2 separate regions of the Homo sapiens genome follow, and region 1 is linked to region 2. The links are chromatin loops, found by intact Hi-C in ENCODE. Cell type or tissue: HepG2. All regions are shown on one strand. Links, peaks and the distances in the headings refer to the core of each region. The heading gives the core; the rest is flanking DNA.

What was found. A loop is a pair of places that touch in the nucleus more often than their neighbours do. Peaks named below come from ENCODE experiments on the same cell type or tissue, not always from the same donor. Only the 100,000 strongest peaks of a DNase experiment are listed, where the experiment ranks them.
Region 1: it touches region 2 in a loop (3.0-fold over the local background); 4 of 110 quality-filtered maps call a loop at or near these places.

The regions. Positions count from the first base shown.
Region 1 is chr2:43,803,947-43,812,797 of GRCh38, forward strand. DYNC2LI1 (dynein cytoplasmic 2 light intermediate chain 1) reads left to right here. Exons shown (of 13, transcript NM_016008.4): 11 at 696-793; 12 at 1,208-1,300; 13 at 5,759-6,064. The coding sequence ends at 5,821. ABCG5 (ATP binding cassette subfamily G member 5) reads right to left here. Exons shown (of 13, transcript NM_022436.3): 13 at 8,526-8,851. Among named protein-coding and RNA genes, the nearest start is that of ABCG5, 30 kb to the right of the region's middle. In HepG2, for the core only: no CTCF peak of the experiment used is centred there; DNase peaks (open chromatin) are centred at 2,625 and 4,545.
Region 2 is chr2:43,876,559-43,885,409 of GRCh38, forward strand. It overlaps ABCG8 (ATP binding cassette subfamily G member 8), which reads left to right. Exons shown (of 13, transcript NM_022437.3): 12 at 1,003-1,130; 13 at 1,218-6,430. The coding sequence ends at 1,355. Among named protein-coding and RNA genes, the nearest start is that of ABCG8, 42 kb to the left of the region's middle. In HepG2, for the core only: a CTCF peak has its summit at 1,515 (motif pointing right); DNase peaks (open chromatin) are centred at 1,513, 4,653, 5,243 and 8,273; H3K4me3 peaks cover 726 bases.

The sequences.
Region 1 (8,851 bases), core at 586-8,585, 73 kb before region 2:
TACATACAAGGAGCAAATTTGTGTTCTTTCCAATTTCCTATGCCTTTACACACATGTGTATATAGTGTAAAAAAACTATTTGCTTTAATGTAATTATGTGTTCAGTCTATATCATTTTGGAATTTCCCCTTTTTATTCAATATACCCTATTATTCAGTACCTTTTAATTCAATATACCAATATACCTTAGTAGTTTTTCCATATTAATGCTGTATGTGGGTCTATTTCTTATTTTAACTGTTGGATAGTGTTACAGAGCATGGCTATGCATAGTAATTAATGCACTGTTCACCACTGATGAATATTTTGGTTGTAGGTCAATTTTTCACTGATAACAAATTATACTGCAGTGTGAAATCCTTAATACAGTACCAGTTTGCAGGTGTTTCTAGGGCAAACACTACCAAAAACTGGAATTACTGGTTAATAGGATATAGATACAGGTATAGGTATAGGGTGTGGAGAATGAGAGTTACAGTTTACCCATTACTCTTTGCCTCCTCTTCTTTCAGTACTAGAATCTGTCCCAGTGACCTTGCTATGCTGGGTAGGGTAAATTTTTATGGTGACTATATTAAGGAGAGGGAAAATGAGTGATCCGAGATGTATACCTTTGTTAGTGTCATTTCTTTTATTGGTGGAGTTTGTAATATTTTAATCATTGCAGTCATTTGTGGTAAAACTTGCTATTTTAGGATCTCCTCCTGTTCCTGAAAATGACATTGGAAAGCTTCATGCCCACTCACCTATGGAGTTGTGGAAAAAAGTGTATGAAAAGCTCTTTCCACCAAAGGTACATATTTCTAATTTTTTTAAAAGCAAGACTTTTAGCACTGTCTAACAGTTATAGGAAATGTGTCAAAGGGCTTATTATGATAACTTTGTTTTCATCTTTTATGCTCAAAAATCAATTAAACATTTGCTGAAAATGTAAATAGGCACTGTGGGGGTTAAAAAAAAAAAAAGGTAAGACATGGTTCCTGCTCCACTTTCAAAGAGAGTTATCTGGCTGTTAGAGAAGGGAGAGACAACTGAAAGGGGACCTGGCAGAATTGGAAGTGGGCCTCAGTGGTGATGAGAAAAGCTAGAAAGATCATAGAGAGCCTTTGTGGCAGGCTGAGGAATGGGAGCTTGGTTTATTAGGCAGATGGTAGCCATTGAATTTTGGTTTATGGGCGTGAAGTGATTTTGAGATTTGTAATTTCAGAGTATTAACACGCTGAAAGATATCAAGGACCCTGCGAGAGATCCTCAGTATGCTGAAAATGAAGTCGATGAGATGAGAATTCAGAAGGATCTGGTATTATCCTAAACATTTACTTAATTTCATCTGAAATTTTAACACAAAACCTGGGGTGCCTTGGGAATTCCTTACATTTTTCTCTATGTATTTACTTAGAGTATCTTCTTTACTATTAAAATTATTTAAGTAGTACATCTATTTAAATAACACACTAATAGTATACTGTAGAAAAAATAAAAATTTGATATGAATAAAGAAAAATTTTTAAATCACCTGTCATCCCACCACCCAGACATGACTTAGTGTTCACATAAACCTTTTTGATTTTCCAGTTTTCATTATATTAAAGATGAGTGGTGATTCTTACCTTGCTGCTGGAGAGACATTTTCTTAATAGTCTTTGGTTTGTGGAATTACATGAAGAGCTTTGTTTTTGATTAGGACATTCAGACATACCTATACTTTCCTTGTACTAGAAAACGTATCTTGCCCAGTTAAGGACTGAAAGCACGATCTGAAAGCACACAGACATACCTGACATAACCCAGGTTCTCTCAGGAAAATGCTTAAAAGTGGACACCACCATCCCATGTATCACTAGATAGCCCCATTTGAACACACAAGTCTGATGTAAGAATGTTAAGAGTTGGCAAATTCACCATCACTCAAATACTTAGATTTTTCTTTTCTTTTTCTTTTTCTTTTTTTTTTAAGACGAGTCTCACACTGTCGCCCAGGCTGGAGTGCAGTGGCATGACCTCGGCTCACTACAACCTCCGCCTCCCGGGTTCAAGCAATTCTCTGCTTCAGCCTCCTGAGTGGCTGGGATTACAGGTGCCTGCCACCACACCTGGCTAATTTTTTTTGCTTTTTTAGTAGAAACGGGGTTTCACCATCTTGGCCAGGCTGGTCTTGAACTCCTGACCTCGTGATCCATCCGCCTTGGCCTCCCAAAGTGCTGGGATTACAGGCATGAGCCAGTGCGCCTGGCCTAGATTTTTCTAAAAACAAACAAGCAAACTTAGATTTTAGTTTTATTTGATAAAATGAGACGTTGTACAGAATCTGTCCTTATATGAGTAAACTTATATATGCTAAGCACTAGATCGAAAGCCCCAGCAACTTCTCAGGTGGCAGTCACGTTGTTGCGAGGGTAACCTGAAAACAGCTGTCAGCTGGGAGTAGGAGCCAGGGTTTTTTTCTCAGTATTCACCTTCGGGGGCTGTTGGAGAAGTAAGCAAAACATTTTATGTAAACGGTCCAGAAGACTTTTGAAAAATATGCCATGAATATTTAGAGGTTTTATAGCTGTAGCAAAGTGAGAGGCATGTTGTAGAAACAGGAAAATGACCTTATGTAACCCTTATTATGTTTGCAGCCTGGCTATAAGGATTAGTTGGAAGTCATCCCTGATTAATATTTATCTAGGAGTCAATGATTAACTGTTGTTGTTGATAAGAATATCTGTTTATATTGTATAATGATCACTTTTATTAAGTTCATATACATCAGTATTATTAAAGGATTAGGGTATTTGTGAGCATCATGAGTTTTCACATTCAAATCTGTCTTCTCTAAATGACTTAAAACCATAAGAATTTTGTGTGGAAAAGGAAGGCAGCCCCACAGTACCCATATCACCCTTCATTCATCTCTTGTATCTCACTGCCAGCAGATCACCAATTCCTGTCATCTCTTGGTTCGAGATTTTTTTTTAACCTACCTGAAAAGTTATGCTGTCCTAAGTTTGCCTCTAAACCACTTTTATTTGTGTGGTTTTAGACGAATTGATTCCAGATTGCACACACAGGACCTTAACATAATTTTATGCTTTAGCTGTAAAGATACCCTAACAATTACCAGTGTTGTTGCTGTTATTTCATTGATAATCCGAATCTAAATTTTGACATTCTACTATATAAAATTTTTAATTTGAATATTATTTCATACTATTTCATGAGTAGTTGTGAGACCTTAAGTTGTTTCCAATTGTGTGCTGTGAAGTCAGTCCTCAAGGATCTGAGGATTGGTAGGAAGACCCCTTTCATCTTTCCTGCAGACTTAGGGTCTTTCGTGATTAGCCCTCTTTAATTATTTAAAGTTCTGTCTTTTGCCAGACTTCACATGGGCACCAGAAAATACTTAAGTAGTATTTTCTGTTTTTTAAAAGTCCTCTAGCTTTAGAGCATTCCCGATTTTAAGGGAATGCGAATGTGGAAAGCACTTGCTGAGCCCTTCTACCTCTTTTGTGTTTTTTTCTTTTTCTTTGATACTGTGTCTTGCTCTGGCATCCAGGCTGGAGTGCAATGGGGAGATCATGGCTCACTGCAACCTTGAACTCCAGGGCTCAAGGGATCCTCCCATCTCAGCCTCTCAAGTAGCTGGGACTACAGGCACACATCACCATGCCCGGGTAATTTTTTTGTTTTTTGTTGCCCAGGCTGGTCTTCAACTCCTCGCCTAAAGCAATCCTCCTGAGTTGGCCTCCCAAAGTGCTGGGATTACAGGCATGAGCCACTGTGCCCAGCTTCTTTTCTATTATTTTTGTTAAAGCAAAAAAAAAAAAAAAAAAAAAAAAAAAAAAGGTTACAGTTAACATTTATTTTTAAGGTCTTCTTGGCCAACCACAGTTATCTTCGGAAAACTTTACTTGCTATCCCTTTAAAACATCAATGCATTATTTTGAGGCCGTATCATTGTCATGTTGAAGATCTAGTGGACTTGGTGGTTTTTGTCTCATATTGGTTATTCCTTTTTCTCCCTCTGGCATGGCCTGTGTGATAGCCCTAGTTTTCTCACAGTCTGCTGTCTGCAAAAGGGAGATACTACCAGCAAAGAATCTCAAAACAACATTTTCACCTTTGTCATTGGTAAAAATAATTTAACTTCCAGTTAAAGACAAAGTTTGCAGTAAACAATTTGTTTATTCTTTATGAGTTAATCTTTAAAACCGCAAGTGGTAGATAACTGGTGAACTGAATTAGCTTTATTAGAAAAAAATAAAACAAGCTGTAAAGACTACATATGATTATTACCATGAAAATTCTTCCTAGAATCCAATGAGGAAGTTAAAGGAAAAAAAAAAACACACAAGGAAAAATTCTTCCTAAGTCTATATACCATTTTGAAACATTTAACATTTAAATTTTAGTAACTTAGGGTATAGGTATGAAAGGTACGCTCTGCAATTTTTCTGAAAATTAGAATGGATTTTCTTTTCATAGCAACTGTGAACTTCAGTTATGTTAGCCAAAGGGCATTGATTGCCTCATCTTGCAGAGTAACCACGTTTTATTTGAAGTAGTGACAACCTTTGTACAGTTATTTAGACATTGAACAACATGTAGGAGGCCAAGAGGCATCCCCTTAGATGGTCCCTTTTACATGTCAGTTGCCTTGTGCAGGATAGCCACCTCCACTAAAATTTATTTATGAATTGTAAAGGTAAGATATACTCCTTGTGAAAAAATTCAAGAGCTATAGATAGATGTATATAAAATAGAAAATGGAAGTATCCTGCCCTCTCCCTATCTGTGTGCTTTTTTCATGTGGCACACATTATGTTTTCATGTGGCCACTGTTATTTTTGCTGGCTGCCTTGGAAGCCACCTGTGAATGAACGCTAATTATTTAATCAGTCCTTACTGGGGGACATCAAAGTTGTTTCCAGTTGTGCTGAGACAGAGCAATGGGTTTCCTTCTTTTACATCCTTGTGCATTGCTCTATTGTTATGGATGATAAATTTCTAAAAGTAAAATCACTGGGACAAAGGATACACACACACACACACACACACACACACACACACACTTTTTTGTGACAGGATCTCACTCTGTCACCCAGGCTGGAGTGCAGTGGCGCAATCACAGTTTACTGCAGCCTTGGCCTCCCAGGTTCAAGCGATCCTCCCACCTCAGACTCCCAAGTAGCTGGGACCACAGCGCACACCACCATGCCTGGATAATTATTTTTCTCAGTTTTTGTAGAGACACGGTCTCCCTATGTTGCCCAGGCTGGTCTCAAATTCCTGGGCTCAAGCAATTCTCCTGCCCCAGCCTCCCAAAGTGCTGGGACTATAGGAATGAGCCACCGCACCCAGCCTGGGTATGTATTTTTTAAATATTTTGCTAACTTCAACCAAGTTTTTGATTAGAGCTGAACAGCAAACAATTAAAATAAGATCACTTTTGAATACTTGAAGGATGACAGATGTCTAGTTCATTAGTTGAAAGACAATTCATATGTATTATGTAGTTTATGTACATAATTTTGTCTGAAAGTTTAATAAATTCATCTCTGAGTGCTGCTTAGCCACACAGAAACTCTGAAGACAGTATTTCTAGAAAATAAGTCCTAAGCATAATCATTTACAAAATAATTGGCAAGAAATATTTAGAATGATAATGCTACTAAGGATTCATTGATATATCTAAAAAATGAGAAGGCAGTTTTAAGGTGCCTCCTTGAATTAGTAAAGTTGATTTTTCTTAAAGTGATACATATTTTTGTTTTAGGAACTGGAACAGTACAAAAGAAGTTCTTCCAAGTCTTGGAAACAAATCGAGCTTGATTCTTGAACCTATTTCAATTATTGTATATTTATTTCTTCTTTTCCAAATACAAATAAGATTATACTGTGAATTAACTATTGTGGCAATATGTGAAGAAAGTTAAACTGTATAATTTGTTAAAGGACAAGCTGGATTTCTTGGACTAGTGCATCTCCCTGTATATCTTGAAGCTTTTTAAAAGGAAAAATTATTGTAGAACCACGTGTAATTTTTTTTAAAATAAAAGAATCTTCTACTACCTACCTCTAACATGTTTAAGTGGTATATACTCAATTCAGCATGTATAAGTTTCTGCTTATATGTTTTTAGGAATATAAAAGTAAGAGTATTTGGTTACAGTTTTAAATGCAAGGTTAAGTGCCCACGTTAGACACATTCTTTCTAAAAGGCATTCTCAGCTGTAGCTGGGAGGAAACCGGAATTGGGTTCACAGATGTCAAAATTTTACTCTTAACAGTGAGGCGCAAGAAGCACCTGAAATAGGAGATGCACATTCCCAGGTCCCCACACCTAGAGTGTCGCCATCAGTGGTCTGGAATGGGGCATTTTTAATCAGCACCAATTTCACCCTGCTGTGAGACTGACACATTTATTTTAAATACCACTTTTTGAAGAACAGGCACATCTAAGGAGATATCCTATCAAGAAGCAGGACAAAACATCATGTGTTGCGGATAACCAGGATTATTTCCAAGGTGGGATAGCCTTTAAGAAGCCATTCCAATCTGTAGATGTGTGTACCTGCTAGCCAAGTTCATTTTGAGTAAGTATAATTGCTATGATTAAAAATGATTTATTCTATGTTCTTCCATGTCCACATACAAAATATATTGACTCCCAGCTTCAGATAAGCACATTTACTACCCCAAGGGAGTACTGTCTGAGCAGATAGCAAGCCATCTGCTTATTGCAATGAACTAGGACTTCATAAATTATTTGCAGTACGTATGGTTCTGACACCCTTGAGAACAGAATTTTCAGCATGTTTCCAAGGAACCTCAGTCTTTAGCACACGTTTCTTGCTGAGTGCTATGGAAAAAGAAATCCCTTTAAATTTACAGTGAACATTATGATCTCAGAAACATCACTGACTTGGTGGGAAGAAACAGCCTATTCCACAAGAGTAATAGGAATTGTTATTATGTAATTTGATTTTCTTACACATCACTGTCCATTTTTGACTTGAGACACAAACTGTCACATGTTGAAAGCCATTGTGTTTTTCTAAGGTGCTATCACTAACATTTAATAGCTTGAAGTCACGTGTGATGTCAGTTTTCCAAATGTTTCTGAGCTAGAATGAAATTCATCTGCATATGAATAGTAGAAAATGTTTCCACTTATGTTGTACACCCATATCTTTAGTAAGTTGAAATCAGTGATTTCAAAAGAGGTTCCTGTGGGACTCTCTTTGAACTACTTTAATAGATTATCATCTCCAGAATTGTCTATAACTGATGTGACATATATAATCTGTAAGACATTGTGTAACTATTACACCATAATCATCCATGTCAAAGACCTTTTATAAAAATTGACAATACTAGTCTGATAATTTACCAATGCCTCCACATCCTTAAATACTGTTCTAAGAAATAGAATTTTACTGTGGTTTCCTTAATGAAATGATCTTTCCTATTTCAGTGTGAGACATTTCAAATGCTATAATTTATCTTTCTTCACAAGTTAGGTCACAGTCAGTGAACAAGTTCATGCGCTCTCTACCATATTCTCACCCAAAGTTACCATAGTAACACTGAGACAGTTTCATTTCAGGTTTGTACATGGAATTACTTGAAGATCAATCAGAAAGAGAATCAGTAATTTTAATACAGAACCTTTTTTTTTTTTTGAGACAGAGTCTTGCTCTGTCGCCAGGCTGGAGTGCAGTGGTGCATTCTCGGCTCACTGCAACCTCCACCTCCCAGGTTCAAGCGATTCTCCTGCCTCAGCCTCCCAAGTAGCTGGGACTACAGGCGCCTGCCACCATGCCCAGCTAATTTTTGTATTTTTTAGTAGAGACGGGGTTTCACCATGTTGGCCAGGATGGTCTCAATCTCTTGACCTCGTGATCCACCCGCCTCGGCCTCCCAAAGTGCTGGGATTACAGGCATGAGCCACCGCGCCTGGCCAGAACCCATTTTTAATAACCTATTTACATTATTTTATCCTTGAAAATATGTAATACAGGTGTCTGTATTTATACATATCAGCACCCTTTACAGTTCAAGAATGTGAATTTCTAGTATGTACCCTGTTCTTTGTAAACAATATGTCAGCACTTTTTTTCTTTCTTTTTTAGAGACAGGGTCTTGCTCTGTCTCTGTTGCCCAGGCTGGAGTGCAGTGGTTCCATCATAGCTCACTGCAGCCCCTGCCTCCTAGGTTTAAGCGATCCTTCCACATCAGCCTCCTGAGCAGCTGGGATTACAGATGTGAGACACCATGTCTAGCTATGTCAGCATTTTTTTCTATATGGACTTTAAATAACAGCTGATCTCCAGCCTTAATGGGGTTATTTCTCAGTGCATATACTTTAGTAAAGTTTACTTGTAATTCTTTTTTTTTTTTTTCGGTAGGTTTTTTTTTTTTTATACTTTAAGTTTTAGGGTACATGTGCACAATGTGCCTATAAGTAAACTCAGCTGAAAGTGAAAAATAGCAAACGAATCTTTAAAAACATAACCAGAGGTTTGTCTGGTGTGCTTTGTTCACTGTTGAGCCCATTCCTACGGTTTTTTATTTTAATCCTCAGTAAAATCACTGGGTGCTCTGTAGCAGTGGTGCTCACCATCCATCTGCCCAGCACTCTCTCGATGTGATCAGGTAACTCCGACCCCTCGTGTGGACATCTGCATTTAACTCTGGGTCTTCCAGGAACAGAAGCATTCTTACCCAATTCTGCATGATAACCTTGCTTCATCTAAACCCACAACTCTCTTTCTCTGTCACTTATGGTCAGGAATCCTTGAAACATTTTATTTTTGCCTAATCCTTTATCCAATGTAAACATATTTTTAAGCTGACCTATTTTTTT
Region 2 (8,851 bases), core at 651-8,650:
CCATGGGAATATGGGGAGACTATGGGAATATGGGGAGATCACATGAATATGCAGGAGACTGTGAGAATATGGGGAGACCGTGAGAATATGGGGAGACTGTGGGAATATGAGGAAAGTGTGAATATGGGGGAGACCATGTCAATATAAAGGAGCCGTGGGAATATGGGGAGACTGTGGGAATATGGGAGAGAGAGTGTCAATATAAAGGAGACTGTGGGAATAGGGGGAGACCGTGGGAATATGAAGAGACTGTGTGAATATGGGGGAGACCATGTCAATATAAAGGAGATCGTCGGAATATGGGGAGATTGTGCGAATATGGGGAGACCATGGGAATATGGGGAGACTGTGGGAATATGGGGAGATCATGTGAATATGCAGGAGACCGTGTCAATATAAAGGAGACAGTGGGGATATGGGGAGACCATGAGAATATAGGGAGACCATGGGAATATGAAGAAACTGTGTGAATATGGGGGAGACTGGGAGTATGGGGAGACTCTAGTAATATGGGGAGACTGGGAATATGAGGAAACTGTGAATATGGGGGAGACTGTGGGAATATGGGGAGACCGTGGGAATATGAGGAGACTGTGTGAATATGGGGAAGACCATGTCAATATAAAGAAGACCATGGGAATATGGGGAGACCATGGGAATATGAGGAAACTGGATATGGGGGAGGCCGTGTCAATATAAAGGAGACCGTGGGAATATGGGGAGACTGTGGGAATATGAGCAGACTGTGTGAATATGGGGGAGACCACATCAATATAAAGGAGATCGTGGGAATATGGGGAGATCGTGCGAATATGGGGAGCCCATGGGAATATGGGGAGACTGAATATATGGGAGACTGTGGGAATATGGGGAGATCATGCAAATATGGGCAGACCATGGGAATATGGGGAGACTCTGTGAATATGGGGGAGACCATGCGAATATGGGGAAACCATGAGAATATGAGGGACACCTGTGAGTAACGCGGCTGTCTGTCTCCAGTGCCCGCGTGGATTTCCAAAGTGTCCTTCCTGCGGTGGTGTTTTGAAGGGCTGATGAAGATTCAGTTCAGCAGAAGAACTTATAAAATGCCTCTCGGGAACCTCACCATCGCGGTCTCAGGAGATAAAGTAAGCGGGGAAGGCCTCGGGTTCTAAATTATTGGACGTCCGGCTTTCCATCCTCCTCATGAGCCCACTGCATGTCTGTGTCTCCAGATCCTCAGTGTCATGGAGCTGGACTCGTACCCTCTCTACGCCATCTACCTCATCGTCATTGGCCTCAGCGGTGGCTTCATGGTCCTGTACTACGTGTCCTTAAGGTTCATCAAACAGAAACCAAGTCAAGACTGGTGATTCACGCCAGACGTCTGCCCGCTGGTGGGGGACCTGAGCAGACCCTTCAACTGCACTCCCTCCTCAGGAGCCCCTTCCTGGGGACAGTGAGGACAATGACCCTACAGATGCTCAGCTACATCCGGCCCAGGGTGCTGCAGTGGCACAGACCAGCCACAGGATGGCAGTAGAATAAAGACAGTCGAAAGGGATTTCTGCTCACTGGCAGGAGACTGCGATGACTGGGAGAAAACCTGCACTCGGTGGCACCTACAACGTTGCTAATTTATTTCCTTTTGATATGCATTTATATAGGCAACTCGATATAGGATGGGAGCAAACTAGGAATGAATTGGGTAGCTAGACTGTGCAGGAATTGTTGGAACCTGGAGGGAACAATAACAGTAGCTAGCAGATTTGGCTTCATCTTCCAGGGGCCCCACACTCCGTGGTGAGCCACCATCAATACAGAAAGTGACCTAAGATGTACCAGCAAGATGCCATCCCTTCTTTTTGTGTGGGGTCATGGGCTCCAAAAGCCAACGTGAACAATTAAAAATGTATTGAGCATCTACTCTGTAGCAGGTCCTGTGAAAACACTTTAGGTGGACAATCCCTTGAGGTAAGTGGTATCCCATTTTATAGGTGTGAAAACTGAAGCAAAAATTCATTTTCCTAAGGGCACATGGATACTTTGTGGTGGAGTCATATGGGGATCAGAAAAGCCTTTGAGGCCTTTGGAGTTAGAGGGCAGAAGGCAAGGCCTGAGCCGCTGTAAGCCTTAGGAGTTTAGGAAGGCTCCAGAAGACAAATGGGGTCTGTAGAGGCTGTTAACTCAGCCAGGCTTCTTAGAGTTGCATTTCACTAACTGATATGGTTTGGCTCTGCGTCCTCACCCAAATCTCACCTTGAATTGTAATAATCCCCAAGTGTCAAGGGCGGGACCAGATGGAGATAATTGAATCATAGGGGTGGTTTCTCTGATGCTGTTCTCCTGAGAGTGAGTGAGTTCTGATGAGATCCGACGGTTTTATAAGGGGCTTCCCTCTTCGCTCGGCTCTCATTCTCTCTCCCGCTACCCTGTGAAGAGGAGCCTTCCACCACGACTGCAAGTTTCCTGAGGCTGCCCCAGCCGTGCTGAACTGTGAGTCAGTTAAACCTCTTTTCTTTATAAATTACCCAGTCTTGGGTATTTCTTCATAGCAGTGTGAGAGCAGATGAATACACTGGCCCTGCCTGGGTTTCAGAACCAGCCTTGAACCTTTCACAGTGGCCAGAGGATGGGGAGGCAGAGGCCCAGGTTGCACACTTCTTGCCTGAGTGTTGGGGACTATCTGACCCAAAACAGGTGCACAGAGGGCAGGAGAGGATGTTCCCAAAGGAAAATTAGAGTTTAGAATCAAAAGAAGGGGAAGGTGCGTGTTTGGGAGGTAAATAGCAAATACTCTTCATAGGTTCACTAGAGTCTTGCTACTCCAAGTACGATCCCTGGGCCAGCAGAATGGGCACAGCTGGAGCTGATTGGATAGGTCCCATGAGCCTCAGGCCCCACCCAGGCTCAATGAGTCAGAGTCTGCGTCTTAAGAAGACCCCCTGGTGATCTGTGCACATTCAAGCATGCTGCCGTTTTCCAAAGCACTTGCAACACTCAGGATGCTTGCACGGTCATGTTGCCACCATCCAACCTGCAGACCCCATTCTTGAGATTGACTGGGAGTTCCTATCATGTCCTCCATAGCAAGGGGATCTAGACCAGAATCAAGCCTTGGATCTAGTTCTCAAGTCTCTTTTGTCTCTTTCAGTTTAGGAACAGTTTGTCAACTTTCCTTCACTTTTGTGACCTTGATACTTGAGTTTGAAGGCTGTCTCTCAATTTGTGTTCTGCCCAGTGCATCCTATCAGAAGGCATGTGATTTCAACTTCTCCCATACCAACAACGTTCACTTTGATCACTTGATTAAAGGGGTGTCTGCTAGGCTTCTCCACAGCCAAGTTACTATTTTCCCTCCCTTTATAATTAATAAGCATTTTGTAAGTGGGTACTTTGAAACTATGTAAATTGTAAACTTTCCATTTATGCATTTTAAAATTTTGATTGATGTAAACTTGTGAATTCCCATTGTATCCTTACAACCCTTTATTATTGTGATTAATTCTGATGCTCAGCTTGTCCCTGATTTGGCCAGTGGGAACCCCGTCGAGCTGGCTTCTGCATCCTTTTGATATGTCCTCATCATCCTTTGAGGGCTGAAACAACCAAGAGTTTCAGGCTCATTTTTTGTTTTGTTTTTTTTTTTTTGAGACAGAATCTCATTCTGTGGCCCAGGCTGGAGTGCAATGGCGCGATCTCGGCTCACTGCAACCTCTGCCTCCCAGGTTCAAGCGATTGCCTTGCCTCAGCCTCCCAAGTAGTTGGGATTAACAGTGCCCACCACCACACCTGGCTAATTTTTGTATTTTTAGTAAAGACAGTGTTTCACCATATTGGCCAGACTGGTTGTGAACTCTAGGCCTCAAGTGATCTGCCTGCTTCGGCCTCCCAAAGTGTTGGGATTACAGGTGTGACCCACCGCACCTGGTGTCACAGGTTCATCTTGTATTTTCCCATCTCAGCCCTGGAATCCGATGTTTCTCCAGAGAATCTGGGTTCCTCTTAGTGGAAAATGGTATTTAGAAGCCAAGGTTTTGGTGATAAGTATGCTCTTTGCTTGTGGAACATCTCTGCTCCCAGGCTCTCTCAGTGAACAGAGTTAGGGAGTGTGTGTGTGTGTGCGCGCGCGCGCGCGCATGTGCATACATATACACCTAAGTACACATGAGTTTACTCTGATAACATCCATTTCCAATCCAGCATCACAGAGTTGATCCTAGGTTCTTCCCTCTTCTCTAATTGTGAGAAACCTGGCTTCCATTACCCTTAGGTTATTTACTCATTTGATTAACCGCCTGCAGGTAAGTAATCTCCCATCTACACTGCCACGCCTTCTCCTGTATGGACGTCCTGCCTACCCTGCTCAGGCTCTAACTCCCAAGTCCAGCTTTCCCTGAGTCTGCAGCTGTCTTCCTCACACTCCCGTGGCCCACCACAACTTCCCCCCACCTCCTTGTCACTGTGGTCCCCTAATGGCGTTAGGCCTGAATGAAGAAGGGGGAAGGATGAAGAGGACATTGGTAGCTTGCCTTAACTCCCCAGGTAATTCTAATGTGCAGTGATTGACAGCCACTAAGATACATCACCTGACTTTGTGAGTTCACCATTCGGTCTGCAATGGGTTTTGGTAACTCAGTGGCTCTGTATGCCGTGCTGAAGGGGAAAAGGGCAAAGTGCAAAGGCAGGAGGGATGGAGAAAATATAGCAGCTGCCATTTATTTGTGTTTTTCCTACAGCGGTGGTTCTCCACCCTGGTTGCCCATGCTGGAGCTTTAACAAAAGCCAATGTGGACCCATTGCCCAGAGACTCTGATCCCATGGGTCTGTTTTGTTTAAAATGCTCTTCAAGGCATTGTGAGGCCAGGAAAACAAAGAACCAAGGCTCTCCCGGGTGCGGTGGCTCACGCCTGTAATCCCAGCACTTTGGGAGGCCGCGGAGGGCAGATCACGAGGTCAGGAGATCGAGACCATTCTGGCCAACATGGCAAAACCCTGCCTCTACTAAAAATACAAAAATTAGCTGGGCATGGTAGTGCGTGCCTGTAGTTCCAGCTACTTGGGAGGTTGAGGCAGGAGAATCGCTTGAATCCGGGAGGCAGAGGTTGCAGTGAGCCGAGATTGAGCCACCGCACTCCAGCCTGGTGACAGAGCGATACTCTGTCTCAAAAAAAAAAAAAAAAAACCCAAGGCTCTCGAGGCATGCATGCTGTTCAGCGAGCCCTGCCCTGCATTGCGAAAGGGTAGAGATTTGTTTATTTGTCAGTATTGAAAGCATGGCTTGCAAAGTTTTCCTGTTAAGAGTCAGATAGTAAATATTTGGGACTTCGTGGGCCTTATAGGCTCTGCTGCAATTACTTAACTCTGCTGTTACAGTGTGAGAGCAGCTGTAGACTATAGTAACGTACAGCCGGTGTGGCTGTCTTCTAAGAAAGTATTATTTACAAAAACAGGCAGGTTGCTAGATTTGACCTGAGGGTGTAGTTTGCAGAGCCTTGGTAAAGGTTTTCAAATTTGCATTTTAAGCCCTCCAATTTCAAGTTATGCTATTGGTGGGGAATTTTAATTAAACAGAAAATAATCACCAATATTGGCTCAAATATTTCCTGATTTAAAAAAAAATCTGCTCTTGTTCCTATAAATAGTATATAAGATGTAATCTTGCCCTGGGTTAAACCAGTCTACAGAGGTAGATCTCGCATTTGCTTTTGTTTTCTTCTACTTCAACTCTTGTCATGATCCCAAATTAAACAACTAGCAACAGAAATGTTCAAATCTGTCAAATCCAAGTGTTAACAGACCTGGGACCAGGGGTTCCTCATAGTGGCTTAGCACAGCATACAGACCACTTTCCTTTGGCCCAACCGGCCTTGGGGTCTGGAGCACCAAACAGGCCCTGAGGAAGCGTGCAAGGAACTGGAATGCGGGGAAAGTGATGAAATATTTTGTTGGTTGGCCTTTGCTTGTTTGCAAAATATATCCAATGCTCACACCTGAGAGACAACAGACATCCTTATTTGTGAATAGTCTGCACTAGATAATTCAGATTTCAAGTCATCTGTCATTCGTACTTGATAATGATTTGTTCTTCATTTAAAGTGGCCTGGGTACAGAGCAACATCCCCTGTCTTTATCACATGAGCTCTGCCTGAGGCAGCTTCAGCAGGTAGGCAGGCAGGCAGATGGAGCACAGCCCATTCTCTGCTGGTGCACTAGGAACAGCAGCACGTGTGGTGTTAGCAGCTAATAATTAAAACAACGTTTAAGCAGTGGGTTGAGATTTTTAAACACAAACCAACTCAAAAACACTTCTCTGCTTTCTATGTAATAGTGCTCACATCATTTGTATGATTGTCTCGTCTCTTTAAAATTGGAAATATTCTTGTTTCCCCAAACTGCTAATAAGCTCTACTGACCCATGCTAAAAATAAAGCTCTTTCGGCTGGGCGCAGTGGCTCATGACTGTAATCTCAGCACTTTGGAAGGCTGAGGTGGGTGGATCACTTGAGGTTAGGAGTTCAACATCAGCCTGGGCAACATAGTGAAACACCATCTCTATCCCAAATACCAAATTAGCCAGGCACAGTGGCAAGTGCCTGTAGTCCCAGCTACTCAGGAGGCTGAGGCAGCAGAATCACTGGAACCTGGGAGGCGGAAGTTGCAGTGAGCCAAAATCGCGCTACTGCACTCCAGCCTGGGCAACAGAGCAAGACTCGATCTCCAAACAAACAAACAAAACAAAACAAAACAACAAGAAAAACAGAACGTGGTGGCTCATGCCTGTAATCCCAGCACTTTGGGAGGCCAAGGTGGGTGAATCACCTTAGGTCAGGAGTTCAAGACCAGCCTGGCCAACATGGTGGAACCCCCATATCTACTAAAAATAACAAAATTAGCCGAGTGTGGTGGCACATGTCTATAATCCCAGCTACTTGGGAGGCTGAGGCAGGAGAATCACTTGAACCCAGGAGATGGAGGTTGCAGTGAGCCAAGATCACACCGCTGCACTCCAGGCTGGGCAACAAGAGCGAAACTCCATCTCAAAAAAAAGAGAGAAAAGAAAAGCTTTATTTGTGTTGATTCCATTATTCCACTATTGCACAGAAGCCCTGCACTGTGCTTGGAATCAGCTTGATCTTGAGTTTGTCTGGTTTTCACAGGCCTCCTCTTCCTGACAGTAAACTTGAAAATATTTTTATGTGGGCACTTGGGTTTTGAAGGACTCCTTGGGCCTCAATCCCCGGTGTCCTAACTCTGAGCTACAGAGCTGACTAGAAATCCTGTAAGAAGACCACCATGTGGAGGAAACCCTCCAAAGCACACAAATCATCCATCTCAGAAGGAACACGACTTGGAAAGGGGAAGGACATGGTGGTGTGCCCATTGATTGACTCATTCAGTGATGCCTACCGGGTGCCTATCATGCCAAGCTCTGCTAATTGGCAGGTCTGCAGAGTGCTGGAAGAACTCACCTCCTCAGGGAGAAAACAGACAAAAACAAGTAAATAATGGGAATGTCACAGCAAGGGCACATCCAGGCCTGGGTTGAAGACGCTACTTTATGGTGGCTCACACCTGTAATCCCAGCACTTTGGGAGGCTGAGGCGGGCGGATCACCTGAGGTCGGGAGTTCAAGACCAACCTGACCAACATGACAAAAACACGCCTCTACTAAAAATACAAAAATTAGCCGGGTGCAGTGGTGGGCGCCTATAATCCCAGCTAGTCTCGAGGCTGAGACATGAGAATAGCTTGAACCCGGGAGGCGGAGGTTGCAGAGCCTAGATAGCGCCATTGAACTGTAGCCTGGGCAACAGAGCACGACTCCGTCTCAAAAAATAAATAAATAAATAAATAAATAAATAAAAAACAACACGCTACTTTAGAGAACTCTCTGAGGATAGATCTCAACAGCCAACCATTGTCCAAACAACTGTGCAAGGGCAGGAAGACTGAAGCTGGTTGAACACTTTTGCTTTACCTGGACCTGATTTTTTTTTTCCTCCATGCAGAAAAGAAAAAGATAAGTGCCTATTTTTGATTTGCTAATGCAGCTTTTCTTTATTTGTACTAAGGCTGCATAATGTAGGCTTTGTAAAGTCCACGGGCCTGAAAGCACGATACATTTCTAATGGAAACACTCCCATGCATGATTGTACAACAGGAAAGCGATAAATTACCGTGATTTTGTACTCCCTGCAGCTATTAGTTCGGCCCTCCTTCAGGAATGTTGCTTTCGGTTATAGAAATTCTACAAATATTGGTTCATCAGAAAGACAAATATTAAATGAAAATTATGCTCAAGGACATGAGAAAAAGTGTGCAGAGTACACACATTGCAGACTTGAGAAAGAAATTGTCCTCAGAACAATTTGCAATACAAAGCTTGCTTAATAATTTACTGGAACTGGTAAACTCAGCGATTATGCCAGGCACTGGATCTTCAATTAAGTGTAAGAAAATAGGCTTACAGTGTAAGATGTCTGGAAACTGGGAGCACTTCTATTAATGTGAATGTGAGGGTTTTTTTTTTTAATTAGAATATTCTTACAGTTTCAATTCCAATTTGACTTTTAACTGACTTTAAACCGATTGCTTCCATTTCCTATTCATAGGAAGTAAATGATTTTAGTCAGAGTCCTAGCCATGCAACTTATCAAGTTGATTCTGGGCAAATTCACTGCTGTGACCCTAGGTTTCTCACGGTGAATTCTCATTGCAAAAGGGCTGCCTGACCCATAGCAGTAGGTGCAGTGTTTAGAACGCACAGAACTGACTACAGACGGCTTGATTTACTGTGACAGGATTATGCTAGGTCTGGGGACACATAATGAGACCAAGAACTGGTCCCTGTGGAGTTCAGAATCTG